5 separate regions of the Homo sapiens genome follow, and regions 2, 3, 4 and 5 are each linked to region 1. A link is a contact called in ENCODE Hi-C or POLR2A ChIA-PET data. All regions are on one chromosome and are shown on one strand. Each heading gives the region's core, a stretch centred on a gene start or an enhancer-like site at or near the end of the contact. The rest is flanking DNA. Distances are from core to core; before and after follow the strand shown. Region 1 holds the start of CATSPERD (catsper channel auxiliary subunit delta). Region 2 holds the start of GTF2F1 (general transcription factor IIF subunit 1). Region 3 holds the start of CLPP (caseinolytic mitochondrial matrix peptidase proteolytic subunit). Region 4 overlaps KDM4B (lysine demethylase 4B). Region 5 holds the start of MLLT1 (MLLT1 super elongation complex subunit).

Region 1 (2,741 bases), core at 176-2,675:
GAGGATCACTGGAGCCTAGGAGTTCAAGACCAGCCTGGGCAAAACAGTGAGACCCCATCTCTTTTTTTTTTTTTTTCCTTTGAGACAGAGTCTCCCTTTGTCACCCAGGCTGGAGTGCGATCTCAGCTCACTGCAACCTCCACCTCCTGAATTCAAGCGATTTTTCTGCCTCAGCCTCCCAAGTAGCTGGGATTACAGGCACCTGCCACCAAGCCTGGCTAATTTTTGTATTTTTAGTAGAGACGAGGTTTCATCATGTTGGCCAGGCTGGTCTGGAACTCTTGACCTCAAGTGAGTGATCTGCCCACCTCTACCTCTCAAAGTGTTGGGATTACAGGCGTGAGCCACTGCACCCAGCCAGTGAGACCCCATCTGTACAAAAAATAATAATAAATAAAATAAAATAAGGTTAAGGAATCATTATGAATCTTCCTGTAAACATCAAATGAGGCCATACACCCTAAGAATACAGCTCACAGGTCCCTACTGAATGTGACAGTTTAGTCCAGATGGGAGTTCCCTGAGGGCAGGAACGGAGTTTCAGCAACTGGTCCCCATGGCAGGTTGGAGTATGCACTAACCTAACATTTACTGAAATTTCAAAATGTGCTGGGTAAGGCTGGGCGCGGTGGCTCACGCCTGCAATCCCAGCACTTTGGGAGGCGGGGGTTGCAGTGAGCAGAGATCGCGCCACTGCACTCCACCCTGGGAAACAGAGCAAAAACTCCGGCTCCAAAAAGAAAAAGAAGTGGGAGGGCTAGGCCCGGCGTGGTGGCTCACGCCTGTAATCCCAGCACTTTGGGAGGCCGAGGCAGGCGGGTCACGAGGTCAGGAGATCGGGACCATCCTGGCTAATACGGTGAAACCCCCGTCTTTACTAAAAATACAAAAAAAAATTAGCCGGGCGTGGTGGCAGGCGCCTGTAGTCCCAGCTACTCAGGAGGCTGAGGCAGGAGAATGGCGTGAATCCGGGAGGCGGAGCTTGCAGTGAGCCGAGATCGCGCCACTGCACTGCAGCCTGGGCGACAGAGCGAGACTCCGTCTCAAAAAAAAAAAAAAAAAGAGGTAGGAGAGCTTAATATCGGGCTGGGAGGATGGGGTGGAGTAGGGTGAGCGAGGCGTCAAGTTCGATTCCTAAAAAGAGTAAAAGGGGAGCCTCAGTGAGGTTGGGGAGCAGGCCTCGGCTCCAAGATGAACCAGCACCCTCCCGACCCCCGGCAGCACCCCAGCCCCAGGAGTCCTGGCAGCCCCACCGACAGAGCTGAGCTGTGACCAGCGGTCGGAGCCACATGGTCACAGCCGCCACCAGCATCAACATCAGCATCGACTTGGGCTTCCGCCGCCACCACTGCCCCTCAACCGCCACGGGGAGTCGCTGCACAATCCGAGTACGTGCAGGCTGAAGCCCTGCGCATGCGCATCAATGAGTCCCGGGAGCGGGCCTCCGCGCACTGCAGCCCGGCGCTCCGCCTGAATCTTGAGCATGCGCAGACGAATCCCGGGAAGCCCGAATCCGCGCACCCCAAAGTGCGCTCAGAGCCTGAGTATGCGCACCCGGCCACCCGTGGCCAGTCTAGAGTCTGAGCATGCGCATGTTGTCCGCGCGCCTAAGCATGTGCACAGGCTGCTCATGAGTTCCTAAACGTTGCGTTTGCAACACTACCAGTGTTTTGTACGGGCGCTGGCGCCTGCTCACAGCCTTCCACGTGACCGGAAAAGGCCTTCAGCGCATAAAGTGGGAGACCGGAAGAGGCGGAGACGATCCGATGCTCGAACTCCGCCCCCTCTTCTCCGCGTAGGCCCAGCTCCCTGAAGCGGCTGTTTCGAGCCACGCGCCCATCGGGTACCGAGGCACGCGCCGGGCGTCACGTGCGTTTCGCGGCGAGCGGAAATGACGCGAGTTGTGTGAGCCGCCAGTATGGCCGGGCTATGGCGGCGAGCACTGGCTACGTGCGACTGTGGGGAGCGGCGCGGTGCTGGGTGCTGCGGCGGCCGATGCTGGCCGCCGCCGGGGGGCGGGTTCCCACTGCAGCAGGAGCGTGGTTGCTCCGAGGCCAGCGGACCTGCGACGCCTCTCCTCCTTGGGCACTGTGGGGCCGAGGCCCGGCAATTGGGGGCCAATGGCGGGGGTTTTGGGAAGCGAGCAGCCGCGGCGGAGGCGCATTCTCGGGGGGCGAGGACGCCTCCGAGGGCGGCGCGGAGGAAGGAGCCGGCGGCGCGGGGGGCAGCGCGGGCGCCGGGGAAGGCCCGGTCATAACGGCGCTCACGCCCATGACGATCCCCGATGTGTTTCCGCACCTGCCGCTCATCGCCATCACCCGCAACCCGGTGTTCCCGCGCTTTATCAAGATTATCGAGGTAATGGGAGTCCCCGCCTCGGCCTCAGGTTTCCCACCTGTGCAAGCAGCGGGCTGAACCGTGGGATCACTTGAGCGCCCTTGTGTTTCGCAACTTTTTCAGACATGAAGTTTCTCGAAGGGTGCAGTTCGAATCCTTGTCTGCTCACCACTAGCTTGGGAACCTTGAGCCAAAGTCCTCTCCCTTTCGGATTTCTTAGGATCCGTTAGATGAGAGGAGTTGAACCCGATGAGCCTAGGATTATCCACTTTAGAACGCCGGTCATAGAAATCCGGGGCCGGGAGGGACCTGAGTAGTGTTACGGCGCTGTTAGTTTTCTCCTTACTTGGCACGAGTTTTGTAATACCTCCTCGCCCCAGGCGCTCTGCCGTCTGGTTACGAGC
Region 2 (2,741 bases), core at 108-2,607, 670 kb before region 1:
GATCCGCCCGCCTCGGCCTCCCAAAGTGCTGGGATTACAGGCATGAGCCACCGTGCCCAGCCGTTTACTCGTTCTTGTCTCCCCCAAGCCAGACACTCCATGAGGGCAAGGACTATTTCTGCCTCCCTCATTCCTATATTCCTAGGGGTTGGCGGTTCCTGACATTTAGTGGTGGATGAGAAATAAATGAAAACAGACACATCGACGGTGTCTGTAGTTCATGGCCCAACTTTTGTGTCTTGCCCGCCTTCCCTTTGCTTAGCCAACTCCTATGCATCCCTCAGTGCCCAACTGAAACCTCCCCTCTTCTCTGAGCCCTCAGAGCCCCGCTGTGCTTCTCCTGCTCCTTCCTGGGTTGTAGATTCCCATGCTGTGACTCTGTCTCTTCCACGACACTGTAACCCTCGAGAGGACACTGTAATCCTCCGTGGGGAGCTGGTTTGACAGATTCACCTTGCGGGGCCCCGAACCCAGGAGGTGCTGGAGTATTTGCGAAGTGGAGCAATGAATGGTTGCGCCGTGAGCATGCGCAGTTGTGTTACTGCCATGATTCGGGGGATGTGTGCATGCCTGGAACGGGGTAGGGGATCCTGCATCTCCCTCCTGTTCTCGGCAGCTTCCTTCCCTTCCCCCCAGGAAGCCAGCCAGCCGCCCCCGCGACGTTACCCTTCTCCTGGGGCCTCAGAGCCCTGCCCATCTCGGGCAGCTTGGACTTGCAAAGACCCATCCGGCCAGCAGCTCTTGGGGTGGTCGCGCCCCGACCCCGCCCAGGCTCTGACCCCTCCTGGCTCGGCTCAACGTCACAAGGGTCCCCGCCCCGGTCATTTTGCGGGAATGACGGGGTCCACCCCTTCGGGGTAGGGGGAGGAAATGAACCCCAAACAGACCCATGGGGAGCCAAGCGGCGGTTCGACCCGACCCGAGTAGGCCTCGGTTGCTATGGTGACGCGGCCTTCTGGGCCCCCCAGGTCCAGAGCGGCAAGGCGCATGCGCAAAGTGCCTGGGAGCCCGCAAGGGGGATTCGTCTCCCTCTTCCCACCCAGGATGCCCCACGGTCCTTGGGTGCTGACGTCACGAGAGAGGGCGGTCCCCCATTTGATGAAGTTAACCGCGTTATATACAAGAGCGCCAGCGACAGAGGCCCGTTAGTTTATCTCAGACTCGGCCTAGGTTTGCTGAGTCTAAAAAGGGACCGCGGTGGACCTTTTGAGGTGACCATAGCCGCCGAGGAGCATAAGTGACTGCGCACTGAGGTGGCCACAGTCGCTAAGAAGGTTGCCATCGCGACGCGGCTGCTCGAGGGTTTCGCTTCCGGGTTAGGCGGCCGCAGAAGCGTAGACCGAGTAGCTTGAGCGCCTCTTCCGGTTACCTTTTCCCAGCGCCAGAGGCGCCTAGGGTTGGGGTCCTCGCTCAGGCACAGAGACCCGACACCGAGCGGCGGCTTCCCCGGGATCGAGGGACGCGCACGCCAGAGGAGACGAAAGGAACCCGGGTCGGACCAGATCGGAACCACTGACCATTGCCCATGGCGGCCCTAGTGAGTGTGGATTTGGCGGGGTTCGGGGGTTCCGACGGCGACCTCGGCGACCCCTCACTCACCGCTTCCTCTTTCCGCAGGGCCCTAGCAGCCAGAATGTCACTGAATACGTCGTTCGAGTTCCTAAGTAAGTCCCCAGCCCCATCTCCCACTCCTCTCCACCCCCCAAAAATGAAAACCTTCACGATCTTCTTAGCCAGCCATTTCTGGCCCTGTCTGTGGTTCTCCCTCCAGACCGGGAGAGACTTGGAGGGCAGGGCTGGGATTAAGCTGAGGCTTCTCTGGGGACAACACTGCTTTTTTGAACGAATGAATGAATGAGTGCATTAATACACGGTGATCCAGCCCCCTGGCCTAACCTTCGAGGAGTATATGGTCCCATGATGCCCAGGCCAGCTGTAAGGACATATTCCTCGTCCTGTTTCAAAGTGGTCAGGCTGTCTTTCCTTTCCAGGCCTTTGTACATCCTGTTCCTCTGCCATGAGTGCCTCCCCTCAACCCCTAAACTGTGACTCTGCTGGGTGAATTCTTGATGATTCTGCAAAACTCAACTCCAGTATCTTCCTCCTCCAGGAAATACTCCCTGCCTGTCCTCCCTCCTCCCCAAGGCTGAGTTCACAATAATCTCCACATCTTGGGTTCCCCCAAATCTTCGTCCCTCCATCTGCTCTTCTTCTGCCTGGGGTCAGGAGAGGATGGGTCTAGCTTCTCTGGCAGACTGGGAATCCTTGGAGTCTTCCGTATCCAGTGTTGCCAGGCAAAACAGGCTGAATGAAGCTGGGTGGGTTTGTTGAGTGAATTGAATTGAATTAATGATTCAATTGAATGGAATGATTGAATTGAATTAATGGTTCAATTGAATTGAGTGATTGAATTAAAGTAATGATTTGATTGAATTAACGATCCAGTTGGGTGGTTGATTGAATTAATGGTTCAATAGCATTGACTGATTAAATTAATGATTGAATTGCTGTATTGGATTGACACTACCTCTTCTCATCCACTCCAGGAATACAACCAAAAAATATAACATCATGGCTTTTAATGCAGCCGACAAAGTCAACTTTGCTACGTGGAATCAGGTAAGTCTCTGAGTCCTGGGGGTCAGGGGCTGGGGTGGTGAGAGAACTTGACCCTGACCTTGGTGGTTGTGATAGTTGCTTAACTGTCATAGTCACTAAGTCTTAATTTTCTCACTTTTCTC
Region 3 (2,741 bases), core at 64-2,563, 640 kb before region 1:
AGTGTTGGGATTACCGGTGTGAGCCACTGTGCCCGGCCTAAAATCTACCAATTTTTAAATGTCAGCCGGGTCAGGTTGGCAGAACAGTATGTGCAGGATCAAAGAGGCCACATCCTGACTTGTGAACCGAGGCTCAAAAGCCAGCAACAGGCACCTTTTGGTGGTTTAAAGCCACTTCTGGAACTCTGACGCTCTGCACCCTTTCCCAGAGAGAGAACATCCCTGACCCGGGATTCTGGTCCCCTGAGTCACCCGTGTGCCCTGACGAGTGCCCCTGGCACCCAGGAAAGACCCTGCTCACCAGGGCTGTTGATGTACATGTGGATGGGCTTCTTGTTGCTCTCGGATTGCAGGAAGAGGAGCTGTGCGATAACAAGGCTGGCAACGCTGTCATCGATCTGCAGGTGGAGAGGGCAGGGGTGTCCCCAGATTCGGGGTGGGGAGAGAGTTTTAAGGGAGGCTGGGGATGGGTCAGGGAACCAGGAAGGGGGACCAGAGCCCAAAGTAAAAGGGATGGGGAAGAATTTAGGCCCCAGAAGGGGATGGGGAGAGAGTAGTGGAGAGGACCCAGGGGGTTTGGAGCACAGGAAGGGGGGAGTCAGGGGGCTAGGGACACAGGAAAGGAAGGGGTGAGAATGGCTGGGGAGAGTCTTGAGCGTAGGAATGAGGGGAGCGGTGCCAGGTGTCAGGAAGGAAGTCGGAGATTAAGAGCCGAGGAGCAGAGAAGGGGTGAGGAGCGGGTTGGGGGACCGGGAGCCAGGAGGGGAGTCAGAAGGGGAGGGAAGGGGGTTAGAAGGGGAGCGGAGCCTGAGGGAAAGTCTGGGGCCAGGGAAGGAGGGGCGCAGGGAGTGTCGGCAGGCGCTTGGGAGAGTCCTGGGGAGGGTCCCGGCGCGGGGCGCTCACCGGGCCCATGACGCACACGATGCGCTCCCGCAGCAGCCGCGAGTAGATGTCATAGGCGCGCTCGCCGCGACCCTGGGGGTAGAAAGATGGAGGTGAGGGGCCGGGGCAGCCAGCCGATCCCCACCCAGCCCGGAGCCCCCGAACCGTGTCCCCGCCCGGCCGCCGTACCGTCTGCTCCACCACGATGGGAATGAGCGGGAGAGCCCGGGTCGCCGTCGCGTGCAGGCACCGCTGCAGGGCCAGGCCGTTCTGGAGTGTCCGCTGCGGCGGCCGCTGCGCTGGAAAGTGAGCGGCGAGGCGAGGCCCCAGCGCGGGGTACCTGCATGACGCCACCCGGGCCCCCCCTACCAATATTCCGGGCCACATCCCTCCGCACGCCCCGGTCGGCTTCCGTCCGATGGCGGAACTACAGCTTCCGGCGTGCTTTGCGCCTGGGAGCTCGCTCGCTAGGCCGCTCACTTCCAGGAGTCTGGGCGGGCGCCATTAAGGGTGAGGCGGGGATAGGGACGGAGCCTGAAAGGGAGGAGCCAATGAAGTAAATTGAGTGGGCAGGGCTGGAGAAGTTTTAGAGTCTCCAGTTCGAGTCCCCTTACCGACCAATTCGTCTTCTTTTTTTTTTTTTTTTGAGACGGAGTCTTGCTCTGTCACCCAGGCTGGAGTGCGGTGGCACGATGTTGGGTCACTGCAACCTCTGCCTTCTGGGTTCAAGCCATTCTCCTGGCTCAGCTGCCCCAGTAGCTGGGATTACAGATGCACACCACTGCACCCGGTTAATTTTGTTATTTTTAGTAGAGATGGGTTTCACCTTGGCCAGGCTGGTCTTGAACTCCTGACCTCGTGATCTTCCCACCTCGGCCTCCCAAAGTACTGGGATTACAGGCGTGAGCCACCGCGCCCGGCCTCGTCTTCGTTTTCTACTGTTTCTGCTTTATTTATTTTTATTTTTTTGAGACAGAATCTCACTCTGTGGCCCAGGCTGGAGTGCAGTGGCGCCATCCTAGCTCAATGTGGCCTCAAATTTCTGGGCCCAAGCAACCCTCCCTCCCACCTTGCTCTCCAGAGTAGCTGGGACTACAGTTGTGTGCTACCACATCTGGCAAATATATATATATATGTATTAGAGATGGGGTCTTACTATGTCGCCCAGGCTGGTCTCAAACTCCTGGCCTCAAGTGATCCTCCCACCTTTGCCTCCCAAAGTGCTGGGACTACAGGCATGAGCCACCACACCCCACTTATTCCTTATTTTAAAAATAGCTGCAGGGCCGGGCACAGTGGCTCACGCCTGTAATCTTAGCACTTTGGGAGGCTGAGGTGGGCGGATCACGAGGTCAGGAGATCGAAACCATCCTGGCTAACACGGTGAAACCGCGTCTCTACTAAAAATACAAAAAATTAGCCGGGCGAGGTGACGGGCACCTGTAGTCCCAGCTACTCAGGAGACTGAGGCAGGAAAATGGTGTGAACCTGGGAGGTGGAGCTTGCAGTGAGCTGAGATGGCGCCTCTGCACTCCAGCCTGGGCGACAGAGCCAGACACCGTCTCAAAAAAAAAAAAAAAAGCTGCAGTGTTCCCACAGCTCATCTTGGAAGAGGGGTCCCAGAGAGGACTTAGCCTGGGTCTTGGCCTTGAAGAGCTTCCAGCCTGGTGTGGCCGACTTCTACTGAGACCTCCTCATTCATTTTTTGGCCACCTGTGGAGTAGATTGTGGGAGCCCAGAGAAGGGTGTTGTGGATTCTTCCTGGAGATCAGACCGGAAAGCATTCCTAGGAGAAGCAGGTATTGGAATTGGGCTTTGCAGGATAAGTAGGAGTTTGTTAGCTGGGGAAAGGCATTTCC
Region 4 (2,741 bases), core at 139-2,638, 580 kb after region 1:
GCTCTCACTGTGTGGATCAAATGCAGTAGGTGACACTGGGGGCCTGGGGGAGCGAGGCTGCAGATTTGACAAGCCCTGAGCAGCTGCTAGTGCTCAGACAGGGTGGTCCATGCTTTAGGGAGTGGGCCCAGCTCACACCACTGCAACCCTGCATGGCGGGGACTGTGGCAACCCCACAGCACAGAAGGGACGGCCGAGGCACAGAGAGGTCGAGGAATCTGTCCCAAGTGCACAGCCAGCTGGTGGCCAGCACTGACCACTCCTGACTGCCCTGTGGCTCCAAGGGGTTCCCCAAAGGGGGGCCATCATTGCTGAGAGCAGGAGGAAGCTTCACAAGCCCCCACGATGAGGCCCCGCTACGCCCAAGGTGGCTGCGCGCATCTACGGGGGGCCTCAATGTGCACCAAGAGTGGAGCAGCAGAGATCCTCCAACTCAACCACAAAAGGCCAAGCAACCCAGGCACGGAATGGGCGAAGGAGCAGAACAGACGTTTCTCCAAAGACGGCATGCAGATGGCCAACAGGACTGTGCAAAGATGCCCAGCGTCACTGACCGCCAGGAGAACACAAATCAAACCATAGCGAGACCACCTCGCACCTGCTAGGGCGGCTGCTACAAAAAAGTCAAAGGTAGGTGTGAGTGAGGACGAGGGGAAGGGGAAAGCCCTGCACCCGGGGGGTGCGGATGGGAGTCCGTCCAGCCGCAAGGGAGAGCAGTTTCCTCCAGTGCTAAAAACAGAGCTGCCCGACGGTCCAGCAAGCCCACTGCTGGGTCTGTATCCACAGGAAATGACATCAGAATCTCCAAACCACAACCACACTCCCACATCCGCTGCGGCGCAACCCACAACAGCCTGAAGGCAGAGACATCGGCGGGTGCCCGGATCAACACAACGTCGTCCATCCACATGGTGGCACATCACTGAGCCAGGAAAAGAAGGAACTCCTGCCATATTTGGGTTGAATGAATGTGGATGAACCTTGAGGAAACTATGCCAAATGAAAGACACCACTCGCGCCTGTAATCCCAGCTACCCAGGAGGCCAAGGCAGGAAGATCTCAAGGCCAGGAGTTCCAAACCAGCCTGGGCAACATAGTGAGACCCCATCTTTTAAAAAAAAATTGGGAGTTAACCTAACTTTTTGGCACGTGCTTGTGGTCCCAGCTACTCAGGAGGCTGAGGCGGGATGATCGCTTGAGCCCAGGAGTTTGAGGCTGCAGAGAGCTGTGATCACACCACTGCACTCCAGCCTGGGTAACAGAGTGAGAGACCCTGTCTCTTAAGAAAGAAGCCGGTCGCAGAAGAATAAAGACTGTACAATCCCACTCACGTGGGGTCTATAACACAGGCAAACACACAGAAGCAGAGTGCTGGGTGCTGGGGTGGGCGGAGGGAGCTGCTGCTTAGCACGTGTGAAGTGTCAGTTATACAGGACGGGTGAGCGGGCCGCAGAGCCCTGCTGCCCACCACTGGGCCCGTGGTGAATGCTGTACTGAACCTCAGATGCTTCTTAAGAGGGCAGATCTCACGCTAAGCATTGTTACAATTGTTTGTTTTTTTTTGAGACAGTGCCTGGCTCTGTTGTCTAGGCTGCAGTGTAATGGTGCCATCACAGCTCACTGCAGCCTGGGTATCCCGGGCTCAGGCGATCCTCCCACCTCAGCCTCCCGAGTAGCTGGGACCACAGGTGTGTGCCACCACGCCCAGCTAGTGTTTTTTATTTTTTTTATAGAGATGGGGTCTCATCGTGTTGCCCAGGCTTGTTATAATTATTAGAAAAACAGCAAAGATCAGACAGCCCGGTTGTGTCGGGGCACGTGCGGTGCCTCTGCTTTTGTGGGAAGGTGGAAACTGCATGGGGTGCTCGATTCTGCAGAGGATGCCCCCAAGGCCACACCTGACGGGGCCTGCTTATCTCTGCCACCCTTGATGCCTTCTGATTTTTGTACCTTGCACCTCGGGGAAGGATTCAAAAAATAACACACCTGCTGAAGTCGGGATCACTGGCTTCCTGAAAGCTGCCCACCACCCCCATGGAGACGCAGAGCTTGGAGGAAAGACCGCTTCAGATCGCGCAGGTGGGGAGCCGAGCATGGCCGGCAGCCCTAGAGGCACGGGCAGGGTGGGCCTCGACCGCAAGGACCTACCAGCTTCCACCGCTGCTCGGGGATGGCGCTGATGTCCACAGGGTGGCGCTCAATCACGTTCAGGAAGCGCGCCTCGGGGACTGCGATGGCACAGATCACGTGGATCCACCTGGGAGGGCAGGTGCAGCGGGGTCAGGTGCGCCTCTGAGGACCTGGGCTGGTCACAGAGGGGCTGGGCGTGATGTGGCTGTCGGCTGGGTCAGGGCCTGGGGAACTTCAGGAAGGTCGGTGCAGGCGTATGCTCCTCCTCAGCCCTGGCCACCCCATCCATGACACAGGGCGGTTATGTGGAGGTGATGGTCAACCCCTAGGCACTGGGGTCACACCCTGCAGAGCCTCAGCCCAGGGCAGGCTCCCCTCCGGCCCTCCAGCCCCAACGCGCGGTGCCACCCACCTCCTATCGGTGGTCATCTGCAGCGCACCTCCTCGCAGGTTGCACAGGCAGCACTCCTGTGGAGACCAGACAGCCCTGGATGAGCAGGGCTCGGAGCAGGCTCCCCACACACTGCTTGGGGCCTGATCTGCCAACCGTCCCCAGCCCACGGCCCTTATATTTCAACCTAGCAGCCACCAAAGTGACGGGTGGGAATCCC
Region 5 (2,741 bases), core at 146-2,645, 560 kb before region 1:
ACTTATCAATTATTTATGGTGAGAACATTCAAAATCCACTTTTAGCATTTTTTTTCTTTTTTTTCTCTTTTTTGAGACAGAGTCTTGCTCTGTCACTCAGGCTGGAGTGCAGTGGCATGATCTCATCTCACTGCAACCTCTGCCTCCCTGGTTCAGGCGATTCTCCTGCCTCAGCCTCCTGAGTAGCTAGAATTACAGGCACACACCACCACGCCCGGCTAATTTTTGTATTTTTTTAGTAGAGATGGGATTTCACCATGTTGGCCAGGCTGGTCTTGAACTTCTGACCTCAGGTGATCCGCCCCCCTCAGCCTCCCAAAGTGTTGGGATTACAGGCGTGAGCCACCGCATCTGGCCGCTTTTAGCAATTTTAAAATATAAAATTACATTATTATGTAGTCACCTTGCTGTGTGATGGATCGCCAGAACTTATTCTTCGTGTCTAACTGAAAACATGTGACTCTCTTGGGTCATTTGAATGTAGCACGATTTCAAATTTGTATCATTCAAATTAGCATGAAGAATCACACAGTACTGTTCTTCAACCTATTTCACAGATGCACAAACTGAGACTCAGGGAAAGGTGAAGAAGGGGCTGACCAGGTTTGCCAAGGATTATGCAAGATTAGAAAATTAATCTCCACTTTGGGAGGTTGAGGCAGGCGGATCACTTGAGGTCAGGAGTTCGAGACCAGCCTGGCCAACATGGCAAAACCCCGTCTCTACTAAAAATACAAAAATTAGCTGGGCATAATGGCGAGCTCCTGTAATCCCAGCTACTCGGGAGGCTGAGGCAGTAGAATCTCTTGAACCTGGGAGGTGGAGGTTGCAGTGAGCTGAGATCGTGCTAGTACACTCTAGCCTAGGCCACAGAGCGAGACGTGTCTCATAAAAAAAAAAAAGAAAAGAAAATTAATCTCCAGTTCCAGAGCCCAGGGCTCGTTCCATTACATAGCAGCATCATGAGGTCAGGAAACAAAAGTGTCCCTACCGGGGGGGCTGGGGGATCCCTCCACAGGGCTCGAACCCGTAACCTCAGTTCCAGCCCCCGGGACGCTCCCGCCCTGGAGGCTCCAGCCACGAGGCAGCGCCCCCTGCGGGCCGCAGCGCGCAGGCGCCGCGCGCCCGTCCCGCCCCCGCCCCCCTCCACGTGCGGCGCACACCTCGCGCTCCCCTCCGCCAGGCTCGCCTCGCGCCTCCCTCCCTCCCTCCTCCCGCCCCTCCGGTCCCGGCCTCCCATTGGCTGCGGGCTTCGTCCCTCCGGCCGCAGCCCGGCAGGCCCCCGCCAGGCAGGAAGTCCCGCGCCACAAGCGGCCGTCCGCGCCGTCGATTGGCCCAGGTGGCTGTCAGTCGATGCGGCGGGCCCTAGTCGGCGGCGGGGGCCCGTGATCGGTGCGCGACCCGGGCTGGCGGTGGTTTCCGGTTCCGCGGGGCTGGCGGGCGAGCGGGCGGCCGGGATCGGCGGCGGCGGCGGCGGCGGCGGCGCTTGACAGACAATGAGGGCGGCGGGGCGGCGTTGAGCGGCGGCGGCGGCGGCGGCGGCGGCGAGCGACGCGGGGCCCGGGGGCGGGGCGGGGCGCCAGCCATGGACAATCAGGTGAGGAGCGGCCGCGCCGCCCCTGCGCAGCCCGCCCGGCCCCCTCCCGCCCGCCGGCCCGCCCGGCCCTCCCCGGTCCCGGCCTCCCCGCTCCGCGCCCGCCCGCCCGCTTTGTGCGCGCCCGCCGCTCCTCGGGCCTTTATGTGGGGCGGGGGCGCCCCTCCCCCATCCGCGACCCCGGCCAGGGCGCCTCGGACACCCTTCGGGACCCGGGCCGGGCCCGGAGCCCCTTGGGACGCCCCTGGTGACCCCCCAGCCTGGCTCGGAGACCCCCGGGAGACCCCTCGGAACGCCAGTCCGACCTGCATCCACCTGGGACGCCCCTGGGGACCCCAGCCCGGCTTAGGGACCTCAAGACAGCTCTCGGGACTTCAGCCTGGCCCAGAGCTCCTTCCAGGCACTTCCTGGGATCTGGGCCCTGTTCAGACCCCTCCCGGGGCCCCTCGGATCTGCCCAGTAGACCTTTCCGTCTCTAGGTCCAGGGCCAGTCACTGTCTCCTTTCCTGTCTGGACCCTTGTCCCCGAGTCGCCTCAAACTCCCAGAGTCCCCAACCTGCTGTCTGTCTTCCCTTCAACCTCAGCTCAGATATGAGGCGTCCCCGGCCCCCTGGGACCCTGCTCTGCGGCGTCTCTCTTCCTTGAACCCCGGCCCAGCCTAAGCTTTATCTCCACCCATCCCCTACCTGGACCTGAGCCTTCTCTCCCGTCTGATCCTGCCCCGGCTGCAGCCAGGGCATCCCTTTCTCTCCCAACCCCAGCCCTGGCCTGAGCTCCTCTGACTCCCTAGGACCCTGGCCTTCGGTCTTCTGCTGCAGGGACTCAGGCCTGTTTGGAGTGTCCCCTCTCTTTGTACTTGCTTTTTCAGACTTCTTTCTTTGACCCACCCTGCCGCCTCAGCCCCCTTCTAGTTTCAGGCCCTGGTCACTCTCCCTCGGACCCGGCGGGGCTGTCTCTTTCACCTTCAGACCCTCTGCTCTGAGACCAGGACCAGGAGCAGTTTCTTCTCTGACCTGGATTCCCCAGACCTTTGAGTCACTGATGGCCTGCTGTTCCCCTCAGCTTGGGCCCTCTCCGCCCCTGGGATCCTGATTTAGGCTTCCCCACACTTGACCCCAGTCCAGATCTCCCTCCCAGGCTGGTTGGT

Evidence for each region. Hi-C counts contacts between places; a loop is a spot of excess contacts on that map. ChIA-PET counts read pairs that join two places held with the same protein, here RNA polymerase II (POLR2A). Pooled maps may share reads with other maps.
Region 2: a loop to region 1 is called in a map with no recorded cell type, with 12 times the contacts of the local background. The contact joins the promoter of GTF2F1 here to the promoter of CATSPERD in region 1. A Hi-C loop is called at or near these places in 2 of 37 single-sample maps with no recorded cell type and 8 of 50 pooled maps. POLR2A ChIA-PET finds 5 or more read pairs at or near these places in 2 of 52 experiments (BJ and Panc1).
Region 3: a map of naive thymus-derived CD4-positive, alpha-beta T cell shows a loop between it and region 1 (18-fold over the local background). The contact joins the promoter of CLPP here to the promoter of CATSPERD in region 1. A Hi-C loop is called at or near these places in 1 of 168 maps with a recorded cell type or tissue (naive thymus-derived CD4-positive, alpha-beta T cell), 5 of 37 single-sample maps with no recorded cell type and 14 of 50 pooled maps. POLR2A ChIA-PET finds 5 or more read pairs at or near these places in 6 of 52 experiments (BJ, OCI-LY7, T-cell and 3 more).
Region 4: a loop to region 1 is called in a pooled map, with 5 times the contacts of the local background. The contact joins the enhancer-like site here to the promoter of CATSPERD in region 1. A Hi-C loop is called at or near these places in 4 of 50 pooled maps. POLR2A ChIA-PET finds 5 or more read pairs at or near these places in 2 of 52 experiments (activated B cell and activated CD8-positive, alpha-beta memory T cell).
Region 5: a map of CD8-positive, alpha-beta T cell shows a loop between it and region 1 (8-fold over the local background). The contact joins the promoter of MLLT1 here to the promoter of CATSPERD in region 1. A Hi-C loop is called at or near these places in 1 of 168 maps with a recorded cell type or tissue (CD8-positive, alpha-beta T cell), 2 of 37 single-sample maps with no recorded cell type and 12 of 50 pooled maps.

What each region holds. Positions count from the first base shown.
Region 1 is chr19:5,719,321-5,722,061 of GRCh38, reverse strand. CATSPERD (catsper channel auxiliary subunit delta) reads right to left here and starts at 1,425. Exons shown (of 22, transcript NM_152784.4): 1 at 1,254-1,425. The coding sequence starts at 1,324. LONP1 (lon peptidase 1, mitochondrial) reads left to right here and starts at 1,916. Exons shown (of 18, transcript NM_004793.4): 1 at 1,916-2,358. The coding sequence starts at 1,930. RefSeq lists enhancers at 1,667-1,766, 1,719-2,235 and silencers at 2,047-2,096, 2,227-2,306.
Region 2 is chr19:6,391,780-6,394,520 of GRCh38, reverse strand. GTF2F1 (general transcription factor IIF subunit 1) reads left to right here and starts at 1,357. Exons shown (of 13, transcript NM_002096.3): 1 at 1,357-1,537; 2 at 1,618-1,664; 3 at 2,547-2,619. The coding sequence starts at 1,526. It overlaps MIR6790 (microRNA 6790), which reads left to right and starts at 1,538; the gene lies at 1,538-1,600. It also overlaps the pseudogene LOC390877.
Region 3 is chr19:6,360,103-6,362,843 of GRCh38, reverse strand. CLPP (caseinolytic mitochondrial matrix peptidase proteolytic subunit) reads right to left here and starts at 1,313. Exons shown (of 6, transcript NM_006012.4): 1 at 1,072-1,313; 2 at 904-975; 3 at 302-398. The coding sequence starts at 1,269. It also overlaps a transcript of ACER1 not described here. RefSeq lists an enhancer at 1-638 and a silencer at 837-1,066.
Region 4 is chr19:5,137,478-5,140,218 of GRCh38, reverse strand. KDM4B (lysine demethylase 4B) reads right to left here. Exons shown (of 23, transcript NM_015015.3): 17 at 2,543-2,598; 18 at 2,149-2,257. Among named protein-coding and RNA genes, the nearest start is that of PTPRS-AS1, 39 kb to the left of the region's middle. RefSeq lists enhancers at 854-953, 1,976-2,475, 2,476-2,741. Within about 2 kb of position 1,388, at least 3 of the 41 ENCODE cell types and tissues checked have a DNase peak (open chromatin) inside an H3K27ac peak, as active enhancers do.
Region 5 is chr19:6,278,629-6,281,369 of GRCh38, reverse strand. MLLT1 (MLLT1 super elongation complex subunit) reads left to right here and starts at 1,395. Exons shown (of 12, transcript NM_005934.4): 1 at 1,395-1,597. The coding sequence starts at 1,586. RefSeq lists a silencer at 998-1,427 and an enhancer at 2,228-2,307.